Regions from separate parts of the Homo sapiens genome. Here region 2 is linked to region 1. Evidence: chromatin loops called from intact Hi-C (ENCODE). Cell type or tissue: A673. All regions are shown on one strand. Each heading gives the region's core, and the rest is flanking DNA. Links, peaks and the distances in the headings are about the cores only.

Region 1 (10,309 bases), core at 1,070-9,069:
AGACTTATTCACTATCACAATAACACCACAGGAAAAACACGCCCCCATGATTCAATTACATCCCAGTGGGTCTATCCCACAACACTTCAGGATTATTACAATTCAAGGTGAGATTTGAGTGGGGACACAGAGTCAAATCATATTACCTTCTCACCAAATATATTCATAGAAACAGACATATAAGATATTTCTTATGGAAGACCTTGAAGTTATTTTTTAAGTGTATTTAAGTGTATTTAAGTTTAAGTGTATTATAGTTACAAATATTAGACTTAGTGTCATAGGGTTTCTACAATCCGTATGCAAATATGTGTAATGTGCATATATATGTACTTTAATTTTTAAGAAAGTGCATCTAATTCTCAAGTAAATCTGAGATTCATGCAATGGTGAGATCAACTGATGTGGCTAAGAACTTTATTTTACAGATGAGAAAATAAATATCGAGAAATGTTAAATTTTGGCAGAGTTAAAGTCAGGTACTTGTCCTTCAAATTAACTGTTTGTTTTCCCCAACGGCATCAATTTGTATGTGTCTCTTGATGCAACTAATATATAATTCAACATATAGCACAATTATCAATAACATTATCATAGTGAAAAGCTAGTTTTTGTATGAAATTCATTTTGTTTTATTTCAAACATACCTTCTTAGTTATGTTTCCTTAGGCCAAGGAACTCAGCATTCCCAGACCTGGCTGATGACAATCTCTCATATGAGTTGTTAACTTGTTTCACCCTCTTTCTGTAAGATAATCATTGATAATAGGGACCTCTAGAATCCATGTATAGATGAAATAGCCTCTGTTAGCCTGAGAATCTGAATTTTTCTGTGGAGTAGAGACCTGTTCTGCTATGCTACCAATCCAGACATATCAATTTTTAATTCACATAAAGAAGAAAACAAACCTCTATTGAGCTAAGCTACTGAGATTTGTATTTTTACCTATTACAGAAAGCAGCATTATCTTAAATATCAAGACATTAGGACACCATCTAGAAATGGAATTCAGGTCTTTAATTTCAGGTTAGTTTCATATATTGTATTCAAATTTAAAAATAACTAATTTTACCATTAAAATCTATTCAATGGCCTCTCCATTAACACCGATTGTGAAAATAAATTCTTTTAAAGAAAAGTAGCTGTGTGTGGTGGCTCATGCCTGCGAATTGGACACCAGCCTGGGCAACATGGGGAAACCGCTACAAAAAAATACAAAAATTAACTAGACATGCTGGCACACACCTGTAGTTCCAGTTACTCAAAAAGCTGGGCAATAGAGCCAGATCTTGTCTCAAAAAAAAAAAAAAAAGGAAAGAAGAAGAAAGAAGAAAGCAAGAAAAGGAAGGAAGAAAGGAGGGAAGGAAGCGAAGGAAGGAAAAGAAAAGCAATCGAAATTGTCAGGCATTTAAGACACCAACAAGTTGTGTATGGAGAAATCAAATTCAAACATCTCTTTTAGAAAGTCAAGGAAAAATAACTCTATATTTTAAAATAAAAATTTAAAATACATTCTCATTTAGAGGTATTAGGTAAATTTAAATTAACACAGTAAACAATTGTATAACAATATATTATTCAATATAGAATCATTTGATAATTAGTATTCCAAATAAATAATAGTTTAGGAAATCTTACTGTACATAGGGTACTATCAATTAGTGGCTTATTGATGAATCCTAAAAAGCAACATATGAAAAACCTATGCCTCTCTTCATTAGTACCTCAAAGATAAGTTAGCCTAGATGTTCTGGAATGGAAATCTACTTTGCAGTGTAGACATAGGCCTAAGTCTGGGCACTATTCCCTAAGGCCTTGAAAGAAGTTGTAGGTTTATATTTGTCTCAGCTGATAATCAGTGGTGAGAAGTCCACCTATGTTTGAAGACACTGACATTTACACTTTCAAGGAGTAGTAGAAGGGGCAATGACAGTGATGGTGGCCAACATAGTATAAGGAGATCAAGCTCCCATTTTTTCTTGTATTTTCTTTCTTTTATTTATTTATTTACTATTTATATATTTGTGTGTCACCTAGGATCTCCAAACAGCATGTGTGTATGTGTGTTAATGTATATACATATATATATATATATATATACTCACACAGCAATTTTTTTAGTATAAGAGATTTGATCATTGTATAAGAAAATTACCAATAATTATATAAAATCAATAAAAACAATTATCTTCACTGGGAAAGATAAATGCTTCTTAAATAAATAAGATCAAAATCACATGAAATAAAATTTAAAATGTTAAAAAATGATGTCTTTTGCCATTAACACATACAAATTTCAAAAATCTTAGGTTGGAATAATATATTTTATTATATGTTTAAAGAATACTTAAGTAAATTAAATATTAACTAATTTTTACTGTAAAACTGCCCATAAAATGACATAGCATTGGACATTATTTTTTAAATTTACAGTAAAATATTATTTAAAAATATGTGGTTAGTTGAAAAATGAAAAAAAGATCCTTATTCTCAATCCTTCCTTTATTCATGAATTTTGCAATGTATTTTTGCAAGTCCTCACACTGAGGTGAATCCGTTTTTCCCACCCCTTCAATCTGGGTTGCCTTGTAATTAGAGTTAACCAATAACAGTAGTAAGATGAAAATGTGCCAGTTCTATGCTTAGGCCTGCAGAGACAGGACTTGCATGCTTCTGTTCTTAGATTCCTATATGTGCCATGAGAATCAGCTTAGGATGATTTTCTGGAGGATGAGAGACCATGAGGAACAAAACTGAGGCAACCTACTTTTCCAAGTTGAACCTCAAACATATGAGAGCACTCAGCCAATATCAGCAAATCACCTAGCTATCCTCTATCCTATCTGACCACAGACATGTAATCAATTCCAGTGGTATTGGCCAAGGAGTTTTGTAGTGGTTTGTTACATCATATGACTGTAGCTGTAGATAATTAAAACAGAATCTTATACATAACTATATAGAATTCTGTAGATTCTTTAGACTAATTGTGTATATCCCTGCCCTTGACCTGCAATCAGCCTAATCACAAATATTAAAAACTCTTTAAGAAGTTACTAACTTTATTCAGTAAATAAATTGTAAGAAAAAGGAAGATAGTGGTAAAGGTAATTTTACTTGACAGACTCAAAGCACACTTCAATAAAATGTCATATGTGGCTTTGTTTAGATCCTAACTTTAATAAATAAATTATAAGTAAAAGCATTTGTGATTCATATAGGAAGAATTAAATACTAAAATTATTGATAATAATTTTGTATTTTAATAGTATAATGACAATATTGTGAATATGTTTTTTTAAAAAAGAATCTTAATTTTTGCGACCAGCATTATCACACCAGAGCCACATAAGGACATCACACACACACACAAAAAGCTACAGACCAATATCCTTGATGAAAGTAGATACAAAAATTCTCAACAAAATACTAGCAAACAGAATTCAACAACAATTAAAAGGATCATTCACCATTATCAAGTGTGCTTTATCCATAGGATGCATGGATGGTTCAACATATGCAGATCAATAAATGTGATACACCATATTATCCAAATAAAAGAAAAACAAATATAGTCATCCCATTAGATGCAGAAACAACATCTGACAAAATTAAACATCTTTTCAAAAAAACTCTCACCAAATTACATATAGAAGAAATGGACCTCAATACAATAAATGCCATGTATGATGAGCCCACAGTTAACATAGTTAATGGTGAAAAACTGACACTTTTTATATAAGACCTTGAAACAAGACAAGGGTGCCTGTTCTCACCACTTCTATTCAATATAGTATCAGAGGTCCTTGTTAGACTAATGAGACAGGATAAATAAGTAAAAGACCTCCAAATAAGAAAAGAAGTGAAATTGTCACTATTTCCTCATAACATGGTCTTATATATAGAAAACCCTAAATATTCCACAAAAAGTGTTCAAACTGATAAATGAATGCAGTAAAGTTTCTGGATAAAAAATTAACATAAAAATCAATACTATTTCTATGCACCAAAAACTTTCTAAGAGATGCTTATTGGATTATTTAAAGAGGATATGATATATTTGGAATTTAAAAAATCCAATGTTAGTAGTAGAGAAGTGGGTTATACTATAGGCTAACACTTCTTAAAGTTTAACATACATGAGAATCATCTTTAAGATGTTTAAGAAGTTTAACATGTATGATTCTCAGATGATTCTGAGAATGCAGATTCTAATTCAGTACTTTTGCCGCGGGACCTGAGATTCTACTTGTCTAGCAAGCTCCCAGACAAGCCCACCTATTGTAGTAAGGTTGTAAATTTGATGAATGGCCATAAATACATAATTGTGTTTCTGGGTAATGGGTACATGAGGATTCATGGAATCATTGTCCCTATTTTTACATATTTTAAACATTTTTATAATTAAATTGTTTAAAATAATATTTCTAATTCAGTGAGGACCTAAATTCTGTGGGTTTTCTTTTTCGCTGACTTTAAATAAAATAACTATTTTCAAACGATGAACCATTGTGACCTAAGGGAGTTCAGGAAGCTTTGATGGAGGAGGTATTATTTATAGTTTGGCCTTGATGAGTGGACAAATATCAAAAATGTGGAATGAAGGAATGAGAGTGGAACATTCTAGGAGACAAAAACTGGCTTAGTAAATGCATAAAAGCAAAAATGGACATGGGATGTTTACACAGAAGACGACCACCTTGCATGGCATGCAAATGGAAATGTATTTACAAATTTTCAGGGTTGGAATGGAATTTAAGAATTCAAGATAGATCTTGGTGTTAGCTTTAATTGTGGAGCTTAGTGATCAAGTTGGAAAGCAAAAAACCAGAAACATAATTTAATGAACCACAAGATGGCAACAAAGTCCCTTCGGAACACATCTCACAGTTTGCCTCTTCCCCACCATAGGATAAAATCTGGAGTAGAATTCGAGAAGAAAATAGGAAGTCAGTCTTCTAAGCAAGTAGTTAAAATAATTAAAATTTGAACCTAGCTATTACCAAGAATGATTTAATCATCAGGGAACTCATGCATTTTAATCAGAGATATTAAATGCATTTATTAGCTCACATTAACTGATAGAAAAAGTACACATTCATATTTGATAAGTTTATTCTTCCTTAAATATCTTGGGCAAACAGCAGATAAAGTTTTACTGGAAGCACTAATAACACCACTAAGATGAATTCTGCATCTTTATTTATTATATTCATTATTGTGAATGGTTTTTGAATACCTATTCAAAACTGATGATACAGAGTAAAACAACAACAACAACAAAAACCTGGTGAATTTTTTCTTCCTAAAAGTTTCCATACATAGTGAAATTAATATTGTTATTATAAAAGAACATATGATTTAAGTATACCTATTTTTCTGATAAATGTAACATATTTATAAATTAGATTTCTTACATTATGTTTTGACCATACAAGGATCACTCTGGCCCTGTTTTTAGGTGCTCACTTTTTTCGTGCTAAATTTTTAAAGACACTGGAAACAAGGAAGTTGACTATTGCATTAAGATATTGCTATTAATGAGCTGTATGTGTAACTTGTCAAAAATTTCAGAAGCAAAACATAAATTTAAATAGAAATTTGTTGTGAATTTACTATGTGCTATGTAATATGTAATTTAAACAATAGTGAAGTAAAAATAAATAAAGCAAATTTGAAAGAATGTATGGTGAGCAGCGTTAAATGTGGAAAAACATTCAAACAAAGCCATAAAATTCTTTCTTGAAAATAGTGGTTAGGAATTCATTAGTTAATTAGTGATTGAGAGTTTCATCATCAATGATAAGATAAAATATTCTTATTTTAAATTAAAAGTGAAAATTTGTACAGTAATTGGGTGCTACTCTTTCAAGAACTTGGGCACAGAAGGGAAAAAGAAAGCTAGGACTGTATCTTAAGTGAGAATTCAAAATAAAGACAATTTAGAATAAAACAGTTGGATTTACTATGTAGGAGTGTCAGAGTGACATGATTTACAAGTTTGGGCTCTACTTGTATATTATAGATTAGTTTAAAAATGTTTTATGTGGGAAATAATATACACTTTAGTGTTTAATTAGTGTGGTATATTATGGTTTTATATTATGTTGGTGCAAAAGTAATTGTGGTTTTTGTCATTACTTTCAATATAAAAACTGCAATTACTTTTGCACCAACCTAATAGATTTAAAAATATATCGTTTACTCTCAGGGTTAAGTCTACGTTTCAAGTTAAACTGTTTATGGCTACAAAGTGAAAATTATGTAACTGGGAATGATATGAAACAAATTTTATTAAGAAAGACCAATCAGAAATGATTTTGAAACTTTCAAAAAGAAATATTATTTATAGTTTACTATTTCATATGGAACAAAGGACTTATAAACCATTGCATAGTGAAGATTTTCACAGTCATGTTTTTAATAAAACATTATAAATGGTTAGTAATCACCATAAAAATTGCAGGCAATTGAATGTCTCTAATTAATGATAATTTTTAAATACGTTATTTTATTTATCTTACTAAATTGTTTGGCAAATAGGCTTCATTAAAAAACATTAAGGTAATCAGCTTGTGCCTCCAGTACTAATTCTAAATTAAAGGAGACCTATTAATACAGAATTTTTTCATAGAAATTGACACGTGTGACTCCTTCTATGAACTGTAAACCTTTGTGTAGTATGGGTGCTTGAAAATTAAATGTCAGAAAATAAATTTAAAAATATGTGAAATATAAAAAATTAAATTACCATTTTGCACAATTAATTACTGAACTAATTACGCTCTTGAAACTTAGAGCTCAAAAAGCTTTTTAATGCAATAGCATAGAAGGCTTGTGTCTTTAGTTAGCCAAAGTTACTTGATTTTTTCTCTTTATTCATTACTGAACAAATCTTAACATTCTTGGTTTCACGACAATATTGTTCAAGAACACCTAAGCTCTCTCTTGGCTGATACAAAACCACTCTTAACAGCTTAGGTGAGATTCATTGAAAAGTGATCTCTTAAATAGAATGAGGTGCTTAGCATCCATTATTTTATTATTGGTTAGAAGAGAATGTTGGAACTCTTTAGGGTTCAAATACTTTATGAATAACTTGGAACAAAGTGAGATGTGTGTTGTTTAGAGGAGCAACATCAATACAGAAGATTTAGTAATAGGAATTTCATTTTTCTACGTTTGTTAAAACAAAATTATTATGACAGAAAGAACATTTAGATAATCCACATATTCAGTACTATTTGCCCGAAAGTAAAATATTCATTTATATTTGGTTTAATAACTGGCAAAATGTGACTCACAAACTGTGAGCACATTGTCTTAAAACCACATTTTTGTAATCCATCATTCTCGACAATTGAAAGTTGACTTTTGTTCCTAAGTAGGTAATTTATCTGTGTAATATTTTCCATTACTATTCAGTAAATATTGCTTGGGGATAGTGTGAGGTGGTAATTCCCTTTTTAAATAAGTTATCTATTTTTAAATCATTTAGAAGACATTGTATTCTAGCATTTGTTTAATATTATCATCCTTCAAGCTATGGATTCAATTTTGTTTCTTAAGATTTTCATTATATTTGCAAGCCTTATAAAATTATTTTTCTTTATGCCAATTAAATTATACATGGGTCAAACTAATTTATACCATTAGACTTTCATCCTTATAATTCCTAATGCATGTTGAGTTTCCCTTATCTGAAATGCTTGGAACCAGAAGCATTTAGATTTCAGGTGTTTTTAGATTTTGGAATATTCGTATATACACAATGAGAAACCTTGGAGATGGGACCCAAGTCTAAACACAAAATTCATTTATGCTTCATGTGTGCCTTATACATATAGCCTGAAGGTAATTTTATACAATATTTTTAATACAACTCTGTTGTGCCAAAAACAAAGTTTGTATATATTGAACCATCAGAAAGCAAATGTGCCAAATGTGAAATTTTCCACTTCTGGTGTCATGTTGGCACGCAAAAAGTTTTGAGTTTTGCAGCATTTCAAATTTCAGATTTTTGGATTAGAGATGCTCACCTTGTAACATTGGTGGAAAACATGTTATGAGTGCAAGAAGAGTTTGTAGGACCCCTTTATTAGCTAAAAGATAAGCTAGTTCGGCCGGGTGCGGTGGCTCACTCCTGTAATCCCAGCACTTTGGAAAGCCGAGAAGGGCGGATCACCTGAGGTCGGGAATTCGAGACCAGCCTGACCAACATGGAGAAACCCTGTCTCTACTAAAATATTTATCAGAAAAAGTCAAGAAGAGACAGATAGTCATGAAAGATCAGAAAGCAAGCCATCATATTTTAAAATATTGCACACTAACAGAAAAGAGAACTTTATAAAGTTTGAAGGACTATTTTAAACCACAAGGTTTTTACACCTTTACAAAAAAATCCATAAAATGGAACAACAAAAAACATCATAGTATAATGTCATGCAATGTTATGTTAAGTAAAAAAGAGGATGAAAATAATTACATCACTACAGAAAATAAAAGCAGCTCAGAAAGGCATACTCACAAAACAGATGAAGATTGTAACCTCGTATTTTAAAACAAGCCCCATAACATTAAGTAAATAAAATGGGTATAAAGAATATTATAAGTTAAACTTTAGAAATTCAGAAATGTGGTTACAGAATGTGATGGAACTAGAGATAAAAGAAAAATGATTTCAAAAATGACAAATGAACTATAAAAAATGAAAGAATATCCTACAAATGACTAAATGCAAAAATAACACAATCCTTAACTTCTGAAGACAAATTGACTTTTTAAGAAAGAGACTATCGAGAAATATAAATAAGATAAAATATTTAAGAAGGTGGCGACTAAAATAGCAAATAACTAACTTATAGATAATATGAATTCCTGGGGCAAAAAAGCAAATAAACTGAACAATTACTAAAAATTATCATTCATAAAAACTCTCTTGAAGTTTAAACAAAAAAGGACTTGAAGCTACATAAGAGTACACAGCATATCTGTGAATATTGACCCAGAACAAACAATAAGAAGATATACTTCAGAAATGTTAATATACTTTTAAAACAATTAGTGTAAACATAAGAGGTACAAGTGCATTTTTGTTACAGAAATATATTATATAATGATGAAGTTTAGGCTTTTAGTGTACCTATCACCTGAATAATGTACACTGTATTCATTAAGTAATTTCTCATCCCTCAGCCCCCCTCCCACATTATGACTCTTCTGAGTCTCCAATGTCTATCATTCCACACTCTGTGTCCATATACACACATGGCTTAGCTTCCACTTAGAAGTGAGAACATGTGGCATTTGACTTTCTCTTTAAGTTGTTTCGCTTAACATGGATGGCCTCCAGTTCCATCCATGTTGCTGCAGAAGACATAATTTTTTTATCTTTCTTTTTTTTTTTTTTTGGCTGAGTACTATTCCATTGTGTGTGTGTGTGTGTGTGTGTGTGTGTGTACACATTTTCTTTATCCAATGGTTCACTGATAGACACTTAGATTGATTCCATATCTTTGCTAATGTGAATAGTGCTGTGATAAACATAGTACAAGTGTCTCTTTTTGTATAATGATTTCACTTCCTTTGGGTAGATACCCAGTAGTGAGATTGCTGAACTGAATAGTAGCTCTACTTTTAGGACTTTGAGAAATCTCCACACTGTTTTTTATAGAGGTTATATTAATTTAAATTCCCACTAACGCATATAAGTGTTCTCTTTTCTCTGCATTCTCAACAACATCCGTTATTTTTTGGCTATTTAACAATAGCCATTCTAACTCGTATAAGATGATATCTCATTGTGGTTTGCATTTTTCTGATGGTTAGTGATGCTGAACATTTTTTCAAGTGTTTGTTGGCAACTTATATGTCTTCTTTTGAAAAATGTCTCTTCATATCCTTTGCCCACTTATTTTGGGGTTGTTATTCGATCTCCTTATAAATTCAAGATATTAGTCCCTTGTTAAATCCGTAGTTTTCAAATAGTTTCTCTAATAATGTCAGTTGTTTGTTCACTCTGTTGATTATTTAATTTGTTGTGGAGAAGCTTTTTTTAGTTTAATTAAATCCCATTTGTCTATTTTTGGTTTTGTTGTATTTGCTTTACGGGTCTTAGTCACAAATTCTTTGCCAAGACCAATATCCAGGAGAGCGTTTTCTAGGATTTCTTCTAGAATTTTCATAGTTTCAGGTCTTACATAAATCTCTAACTTACCTTGAGTTGATTTTTGCATATAGTGAGAGATTAGGGTTGAGTTTCGTTCTTCTACATATGGCAATCCACTTTGCCCAAAACCATTTATTGAA
Region 2 (10,309 bases), core at 1,303-9,302, 830 kb after region 1:
AGCTGTATGTCCAAAAAATAATCGTGCTCTTTTCCCATAGAAAGAGTTTTGCTAGGAGGTAGCTGCCTAGCCAGGGCCTACATTTACTAGCCTTTCAACCCTTCTCTATCAAGTAGTCAAGATGACTACTTCTAGCCAATGAAATGTGAGCAAAAGGGATGCTCTTTGGTTAAGAGCAAGTGCACTGTCTTTACACTCTCCTCTGCCATTTGCCAACAGAATCCAGAGAATATAGAGCAGGACCCCAAGGTTCTGATGATGGAAGTATAGTAAGATGGCCATAGCATGAGTCTGCAAATTTCAAACTATAAAGCTCCCCATCTACCAGAATCATATGCATTTTGACATGATCCCGAAATAAATTTATATTGTCTAAAATTTTGAAGTACAATTCATAGCATATCATAACACAGTTTTAGTTTAGATGTTTGTTTACTCAATGCTGTCTTGACCCAGTTTTTTGGCTGTGGCTAAAGACTGGTCAGTTCACCTTTATGAGCAGTTGAATTAAGTCCACACCCCAGTTGCTTCACTTACCAGACTCTCACAGTCTAAGCAACTAAGCACTTCACCTAATTGCCCTGGGGCTAACAACCAGACAACTAGGAACAGCCCAAATGCCTCCAGAGCCCACAGAATTATCCACATTAGCCAGTCCTCAAGGAGTCCAGGAAACCTAGCTAAACTCACCCTGCTTGTCTATATAAGATGCATCCTGCAGTTCCAGCTTACCTCTGTGTACAATTCCCTGGGTGACCCTGCCTGGCCGCCAGCTCTCATTTAGAGTTATAATGAAGAATTCTGCCTTCCAAATGTATCCAAGTGTTGTGTTCTGCCATCCAAAAGAAACTTAAATCTTATAAAACATGAATTTAGTACTATCTTAATTAAAATATATCCTAAGCTGCTTTCCATTAAATGTAGGCATTTAGCATTCACAGCATTGTGCTCTTTCACCAAGAATACCAAAGACTCATTGTTTAGTAGTTTGTACATTTGCCAAGACACACATCTGAATAACTTCAAGGATGGTTGAGTACACATGATATTTATCTAGCAATTAGGTTTATAAGGCTGCCCAGTATCTGCATTTCAATGTGCTTTTGTGATTGCCTTATAATTATCTTTGCAGAAAATATAGTAAAGTACAAAAATCTGTACTTCTTTGTGAAAAACGACCATTGAATGAAAGATAAAGCTCAATGAAATCTAAAAGAGGGCTAACATGGCACAAATAAAAACTCCTCAAAGAAATGTGATTCAGGAATAAGTTGAGAGCCTGTATAAATACAGCCATATTCTGACATTTCAGATATTTCAAAAGTATCAATCTCATCCCTCCAAAATGATATTATCTAATTATAGAAATTTATGTAGTTCAAATTTTCTTGGCTTCTTGTGGTTTTCTCTTTGCCAATCTACCTTAATTTTTATATATTAGACTAATTCAAGAGATGCACATTTTTCAAGGATTAAAGATGATTGTGTGCAATTAGGAGCTCAAATATGGAAAGACAAACTGCAGTCTCAATGTCTATTCATGCCTCTTACCTTCTCCATGTTTGCAAAAAATAAAAAATAAAATAAAGAGCATATCTGGGTCCTCTTTAATGTAAACTTTGCAACTAGGTACTTCCATGAACAAGAGTGGGAAATGTGCCTGATTTTCTGTTTCCTAGGGATTTGGGATATTTAAAAAAACGGGGCTAAGAATAAAATACACACACCACGATAAACGATACTTATTTTGTGAACAATGTTCATTTATATATAAACATCAACTTGGTTAAACCACCTATTAAAAGAACTTTTAAACAATAGCTATGCTGAACTACTCAGTTGTAGATGTAAATAATCAGGTAAAGAGAACAATGTAATGTAATGGTTAAAGTCACAGACTCTAGAGCCAAATTGTCTGCATTTGCATCTGAGTTTCTCTATTTGAATAAGTACTTTCACCTGCTTGGACTTCAGTTGAATAATCTATAAAATGGAGATAATGGTACTAACTACCTCATAGTGTTGTTTTAAAGACTAAGTGGATGTACGTATATATTAAATGAATGTATATTAAATGATGTGTAAAGCACTTAGAACTGTTCCTCACACTAATTGTTACCTATTATTATTATTTGATGTGATAAAAAAAAAGTAGGAGTGAGGACATTCTAGCTCTGTAACCAGTTCTCTATACAACCGTGAGCAAGTTCTTTACTTCTCTGGGTTTCCAAGTCTATATCTGCACAATGAGAGATTTGGGCTACATAGTTTCTAAGGTCTTTTTTAGCCCTAAATTTTTGAAAGTCAAATAATATTCCATAGAAGTTACTTCAGTTATTACTCTTCCAATCACATTCTTATAAATGCCTTAATGGGCTGTGTGTGGAATCTTTAGTGTAGTAGCTTTTTGGTTAAAGATGAGGGTGGAATGAGATAGCTGCCGAGATCATTACAGTTTCATGTTACATTTTCCTTGCCATATATATATATATATATATATATATATATATATATATATATCCCAAAATAGGACAATAATTTAAGAAGTTGTATTTCATGTGAGATGTTATATCATACTTATGTAGCAACAATCAAACCAAGGAGAAAAAGATTTCTGCTGATATTTTTCACATTTTGACTGATTTTCAAATCGATCAATCTACCTTAACTTGTAAAAAATATTTTCCCTGATTTGGCCAGGCATGGTGGGTCACGCCTGTAATCCCAGCACTTTGGGAAGCCAGAGCAGGAGAATCACTTGAGTGTAGGAGTTAGAAACCAGCCTTGGAAACTTGATGGAATCCCATCTCTACAAAAAAATTTCAAAATCCAGGCATGACGGTGTGTGCCTGTAGTCCCAGCCACTAAAAAGGCTGAGCAGGGAGGATCACTTGAGCCGAGGAAGTTGAGGCTGCAGTGAGCTCTGTTTGTGCCATTGTACTCCAGCCTGGGTAACAGAGCAAGTCCCTGTGATATGGTTTGGCTATGTACCCATTCAAATTTTGACTTGAATTGCACCTCCCAGAATTCCCACGTGTTGTGGGAGGGACTTAGGGGGAAACAGTTGAATCATGGGGGCAGGTCTTTCCCATGCTATTCTCATGATAGTGAATAAGTCTCACAAAACCTGACGGGTTTATCAGGGATTTCTGCTTTTGCTTCCTCCTCATTTTCTCTTGCTGCTGCCATTTAAGAAGTTCTTTTGCCTCCTGCCATGATTCTGAGGCCTCCCCAGCCATGTGGAACTGTAAGTCCAATTAAACCTCTTTTTTTTCCCCCCAGCCTCAGGTATGTCTTTATCAGCAATGTGAAAACAAACTAATAAAGTAAATTGGTACCAGTAGAGTGGGGCGTTTCTGAAAAGATAAGCAAAAAATGTGGAAGCAGCTTTGGAACTGGGTAACAGGCAGAGGGTGGAACAGTTTGGATGGTTCAGAAGAAGACAGGAAAATGTGAGAAAGTTTGGAACCTTCTAGAGACTTGTCGAATAGCTTTGACAAAAATGCTGATAGTGATATGAACAATAAGGTCCAGGCTGAGATGGTCTCTGACAGAGATGAGGAACTTGTTGGGAACTGGAGCAAAGGTGACTCTTGTTATGCTTTAGCAAAGAGACTGGTGGTATTTTGCCCCTGCCCTAGAGATTTGTGGAACTTTGAACTTCAGAGAGATGATTTAGGGTATCTAGTGGAAGAAATTTCTAAGGAGCAAAGCATTCAAGAGGTGACTTGGGTATTGTTAATAAAGGTATTCAGTTTTATAAAGGAAGCAGAGCATAAAAGTTTGGATAATTTGAAGCCTGACAATGTGATAGAAAAGAAAAGCCCATTTTCTGGGGAGAAATTCAAGCCAGCTCCAGAAATTTGCATAAGTAGCAAGAAGCCTAATGTTAATCCTCAAGACCATGAGGAAACTGTCTCAAGGCCATATCAGAGACCTTCACTGCAGCCCCTCCCATCGCAGGCCTGGAGGCCCTGGAGGAAAAAGTGGTTTCATGGGCAGGGCCCAGGGTCTCCATGCTGTGTGCAGCCTAGGAACTTGGTGCCCTGTATCCCAGCTGCTCCAGCCATGGCTGAAAGGGGCCAATGTACAGCTCAGGCTGTGGCTTCAGAGGATGGAAGCCCCAAGCCTTGGCAACTTCCATATGGTGTTGAGCCTGTGGGTGCACAGAACTCAAGAATTGAGGTTTGGGAGCCTCCACCTAGATTGCAGAGGGTGTTTGGAAACTCCTGGATGCCCAGGCAGAAGTTTGCTGCAGGGATGGGACCTTCATGGCAAACCTCTGCTAGGGCAGTGCAGAAGGGAAATGTGGGAGTCCCTACTAGGGCACCACCACAGCACCACCTAGTGGAGCTGTGGGCAGTGGGTCACGGTCCTCCAGATCCCAGAATGGTAGACCCACCGACAGCTTGCGCCGTGCAACTGGAAAAGCCACAGACACTCAATGCCAGCGCATGAAAGCAGCCAGGAGGGAGGCTGTACCCTGCGAAGTCATAGGGGCAGAGCTGCCCAAGACCATGGGAACCCACCTCTTGCATCAGCGTGACCTGGATGTGAGACATGGAGTCAAAGATCGTTTTGGAGCTTTAAAATTTACTGCCCCGCTGGATTTCAGACTTGCATGGGGCCTTTAGCCCCTTCATTTTGGCCAATTTCTCCCATTTGGAATGGCTGTATTTACCAAATACCTGTACCCCCACTGTATCTAGGAAGTAACTAGCTTGCTTTTGATTTTACAGGCTCATAGGTGGAAAGGCATTGCCTTGTCTCAGATGAGACTTTGGACTATGGACTTTGGTTAATGCTGAAATGAGTTAAGATTTTGGGTGACTGTTGGGAAGGCATGACTGGTTTTAAAGTGTGAGGACATAAGATTTGGAGGGACTGGGGCAGAATGATATGGTTTGGCTGTGTCCCCATTCGAATCTCAACTTGAATTGTATCTCAGAGAATTCCCACATGTTGTGGGTGGGACCCAGGGAGAGGTAATTGAATTATGGGGTCCAGTCTTTCCCATGCTATTCTCATGATAGTGAGTAAGTCTCATGAGATCTGATAGGTTTATCAGGGGTTTCTGCTTTTGCTTCCTCCTCATTGTCTCTTGCTGCCACCATGTAAGAAGTGCTTTTCACCTCCTGCCATGATTCTGAGTTCTCCCCAGCCATGTGGAACTATAAGTCCAATTAAACTTCTTTTTCTTCCCAGTCCCATGTATGTATTTATCAGCAGCATGAAAACAAACTAATACAACCTGTCTCAAAAAAAAAAAAAAATTGTCCCTGATTTCTTAAAGTGTGGTAAAATACACATAACAAATTTTATTATCTTAACCATTTTTAAAGTTTATAGTTTAGTAGTATTAAATATATTCATAATTTTATGAATTTACCATAATCTATATAATTTCATCTTGAAAAAATGAAACTTTATACCCATTCAACAATAATTCCTTATTTCCCTTTACCCCAGTCCCTGGCAACCATCATTTTCCTTTCTGTCTCTATGAATTTGACCTACTTTAAGTGTCTCATATATGTGGAATCATACAGCATTTACTCTTTTGTGCCTGACTTATTTTGCTTAGTCTAATGCCCTCCAGATTTATCCATGTTGTCATAAATGTCAGGATTTCATTTATTTTCAAAGCTCATTAATTTTCCATTGATTATATATACCACATTTTATTTATCCATTCATCTGTTAGTGCAGTGGTCCCCAATCTTTTTGGCACCAGGGACCAGCTTTGTGGAAGACAATTTTTTCACAGACGGAGGGGATGGTTTCAGGATGAAATTGTTTCACCTCAGATCATCAAATTATCAGGTATTAATCAGGCATGAATTAGATTCTTATAAGGAGCATGCAACCTAGATGACTTACATGTGCAGTTCACCATCAGGTTTACGCTCCTATGAGAAACTAATGCTGCTGCTGATGTGACAGAAGGCAGAGCTCATGTGGTAAAGCTTGTTTGCCTGCTGCTCACCTCCTGCTGTGTGGCCTGGTTCGTAACAGGCCACTGACCAGTATTGGTCTGTGGTGCAGGGGTTGGGGACTCCTGTGTTAGTGGACATTTGAGCTGCTTAGACTTTTTAGCTATTGTGAATAATGCTATGAACATAGGTGTACAAATATCTCTTCCAGACTCTGCTTTCCATTCCTTTCGGTTATACATCCAGAAGCAGAATTTCTGGGTCATATGGTAATTCTGTTTTTAACTTTTTTAGGAACTACACTATTTTCCACAGCAGCTGTGCCTTTTCACATTCACACCAATACTGCTCAACGGTTCCGGTCTTTCCACATTTTCCCCAACACTCATTTTCTGTTTTCTTGATATTAGGCATCCTAATGTGTGAGATGGCATCTCATTGTGGTTTTCAGTTTCATTTCCCTAATGATTTGTGATGCTGAGCATCTTTTCATGTACTTATTGGCCATTTGTATATCTCATTTGGAGAATATACCTTTTTGAGGAATATATCATATTCTTTGGAGATATATCATTTGTGTATCTTCTTTGGATAAATGTCTATTTCGAAAAGTCCTTTGCCCATTTTTGCATTGGATTGTTTGTGATTTTGGTTGAGTTTCAGGAGTTCTCAATATGTTCTGGATATTAATCTCTTATCACATATATTATTTGCAAATATGTTTTTCCCATTCTGTGGGTTGCTTTTTCATTCTGTTGATATTTTCTTATAATGTACAATTTAAAAAAAATTTATGAAGTCCAATTTGTATTTTTGTTGTTGTTGCCTGTACCTTCAGTGTCATATTCAAGAAAATGTTGACAAATCAAACGTCATAGAGCTTTTGGCCTCTGTTTTCTTGTAAGAGTTTTATACTTTTATGTTTATATTTAATTCTTTGATCTATTTTTGGTTTATTTTTGCATATGGCATTAGGTAAAAGTCCAAATTCGGGGAGGGGGGAGGGATAGCATTGGGAGATATACCTAATGCTAGATGACACGTTAGTGGGTGCAGCGCACCAGCATGGCACATGTATACATATGTAACTAACCTGCACAATGTGCACATGTACCCTAAAACTTAAAGTATAATTAAAAAAAAAATTAAAAAAATAAATAAATAAATAAATAAATTAACATAAAAAAAAAAAAAGAAAAAAAAAAAGTCCAAATTCATTCTTTTGCATGTGGATATCCAGTTTTCCCAGCACCATTTGTTGAAAAGTCTGTCCTTTCCCCCATTGAATAGTTGTGGCACCCTTGTCAGAAATCACTGGACCATATAGATGATAATTTATTTATTTGGGGGCTCTCTATTCTATTCCATTGGTTTATATGCCTGTTCTTATGCTAGTACCACAATGTTTTGAATACGGTAGCTTTGTAGTAAGTTTTGAATCAGGAAGTATGAGTCCTAGAGCTTTGATCTTTTTTTCATGATTGTTTTGGCTGCTCAGTGTCCCTTGACATTGCATATAAATTTTAGAATGCATTTTTTTTTTTATTTCTGCAGAAAATGTCACTGAGATTTTAGTACAGATTGCATTAAATTTGTAAATTACATTGGGTAGTATTGATATCTTAATATTAAGTCTACAATCTATGAACATGGAATGTGTTTCCATTTATTTGTGTGTTTTTTAATTTCTTTCAGCATGGTTTTGTGGTTTTCAGTGCACAAAGCTTTCACCTCCTCAGTTAATTTCTAAATATTTATTTCAATGTTATTTTAAGTAAAATTGTTTTTTAATTTTCTTTTCAGATTGTTCATTGTTAGTGTCTAGAAATGCAACTGATTTTTGTGTGTTGACTTGGTATCCTGCTTCTTGCTAAATTCATTTATTAACAGTAACACCTTTTTAGTGGAGCATTTAGGGTTTTCTACATAGACACTTACATCACCTGAGAACAGATAATTTTTCTTCTTTCTTTCCAGTTTGTATGCCTTTTTTTTCTCTTGCCTAATTTCTCTGGCTGAGACTTCCAGAATTATGTTGAAAATAAGGGGCAAATGCAAGCATTCCTGCTTGTTCCCTATCTTATAGGAAAAGTTTTTATTCCTTCATCATTAAGTATGATGTTCACTGTGGGTTTTTTTATTGTGAGCTTTTATTATGTGAGGATACTTTTCCTTCATTCCTAATTTGTTGAGTGTTTTTTTAATCATGAAAAAATGTTAAATTTTGTCAAATTCTTTTTCTTCATTGATTTAAAAGATGTGTATTTTTTTACTTCATTTTGTTAATGTGGTATATTACATTGATTAATTTCTATATGGTAAACTATTCTTGTATTCCAGGAATAAATCCCACTTAGTCATGGTGTATAATCCTTTTTATATGCTTTTGAATATTTCTGCCTTTCCAAATTTTTGGAAAAGTTTGAGAATAATTGACATTACTTCTTCTTTAAATGTTTGACAGCATTCACAAATAAAGTCAGCAAGTCCAGGGCTTTTATTTATTGGGAGAGTTTTTTCTGATTCAAACTCCTTATTAGTTACAGATCTCTTTATTTAGATTTCCTATTTCTTCATGATTTAGTCTTGTTTGGTTTTGTGCTTCTAGGAATTTATTCATTTCATCTAGGTTATCCAACTTGTTGCTGTACATTGTTTATAGTACTCATATAAACCTTTTTTTATTTGTGTAGAATCATTAATACTGTCCCCAGTTTCTTCCCTTTTTTTTTTTTTTTTGTAATTTGAGTCTTCTCTCTTTTTTCTTACTCTATACTGCTAAAGGTTTTTCAGAGTTCTTAAACTTTTCAAAGAACCAACTTTAGGTTTTATAGATTTTCTCCTTTTTCAATTCTCTATTTCTTTGTTTCTGTCTAATATTTATTATTTCCTCCCTCCTGCTAGCACTGGGTTTAGTTTGTTGTTTGTTTTTTAGTTCCTTACATTGCAAAGCTAGGTTGTTATTTGAAATTTCTTTCTTTTAACGTAAGCATTTTTAGAAATAAATTTCCCCTTTAGCAGTGCTTTTGTTGTCTTACAAAAGTTGTGGTATGTTTTTACTTTTATTCATCTCTAACTATTTTATAATTTCCTTCAGGACTTTTTCTTTGATCCATTGGTAGGTTAAATGTGTGATTTCCACAGTTTTGCAAATTTTTCAGTTTACTTCTGTTATTGATTTTTAACTTCATTCCATTGTGGTCAGAGAAGATACATGTTATAATGTATATATTTTTTAAATCTATTGAGATTTAATTTGTGGCCTAACATATCCTTTATCTTGAAAAATGGCTCACTCACGTACCCTTAAGAAGAATGTATATGCTATTGTTATTGGGTAGTGTTTTGTAAATGTTTGTTAGGTCTAATTGGTTTATTGTGTTGTCTTCTTTTTTCTTACCGCTCTTCTGACCAGTTGTTGTATTTATTAGTGAAAGTGGGGTATTGATGTCTCCCGCAACTATTATTGTAGAATTATCCATTTCTCTCTTCAATTTTGTAAATTTTTCCTTTACATATTTTGATGACCTGATATTAGGCGTGTAAATGTTTTTAATTGTTATATTTTCTTGCTCTATTGAACCATTGGTTAAGATATATTGTCCTTTTTTTGTCTGTTATTAATTTTTAATTTAAAACCTATTTTCTCTGCTATTCATATAGCCACCCCTGCTCTTTTTGTTACTATTTGCATGGAATGATTTCTTTATCCTTTCACTTTTAGTCTATTTGTATCTTTATATGTAAAGTGAGTTTCCTATAGGCAGCATATAATTGAATCAGGTTTTTTAATCCATTTTGCCACTCTCTGTGTTTTGATTGATGGAGGGCTTATGTATTTACATTTGAAGTAATTACTGTAAGAGCAATTTACTTCTGTCATATTGATACTTGTTTTCTATATGCATTATAGCTTTTTTAATCTTCATTTTCTCCATTACTCTCTTCATTTGTGTTTATTTTTTATTGTGAAAGGTTTACAATCTTTCCTCATTTTCTTTCTGTATATTATATGGCTATGTATGTACACATATGTTTATTGCGCACTATTCACAATAGCAAAGACTTGGAACCAAACCAAATGCCCATCAATGTGACTCGATAAAGAAAATGTGGCACATATACACGATGGAATAGTATGCAGCCATAAAAAAGAATGAGTTCATGTCCTTTGCATGGACATGGATGAAGCTGGAAACTGTCATTCTCAGCAAACTAACACGGAAACAGAAAACCGAACACCGTATGTTCTCACTCTTAAGTAGGAGTTGAACAATGAGAACATATGGGCACAGGGAGGGGAACATCACATGCCAGGGCCAGTCGGGGGGTGACAGGCTAGGGGAGGGATAGCATTAGGAGAAATACCTAATGTA

The links. Peaks named below come from ENCODE experiments on the same cell type or tissue, not always from the same donor. Only the 100,000 strongest peaks of a DNase experiment are listed, where the experiment ranks them.
Region 2: a loop joins it to region 1, with 6 times the contacts of the local background. A loop is called at or near these places in 2 of 110 quality-filtered maps.

What each region holds. Positions count from the first base shown.
Region 1 is chr13:61,948,860-61,959,168 of GRCh38, reverse strand. No RefSeq gene overlaps it. Among named protein-coding and RNA genes, the nearest start is that of LINC00358, 76 kb to the left of the region's middle. In A673, for the core only: a CTCF peak has its summit at 4,863 (motif pointing right); a DNase peak (open chromatin) is centred at 4,888.
Region 2 is chr13:61,119,759-61,130,067 of GRCh38, reverse strand. No RefSeq gene overlaps it. Among named protein-coding and RNA genes, the nearest start is that of MIR3169, 75 kb to the left of the region's middle. In A673, for the core only: a CTCF peak has its summit at 4,347 (motif pointing left); a DNase peak (open chromatin) is centred at 4,327.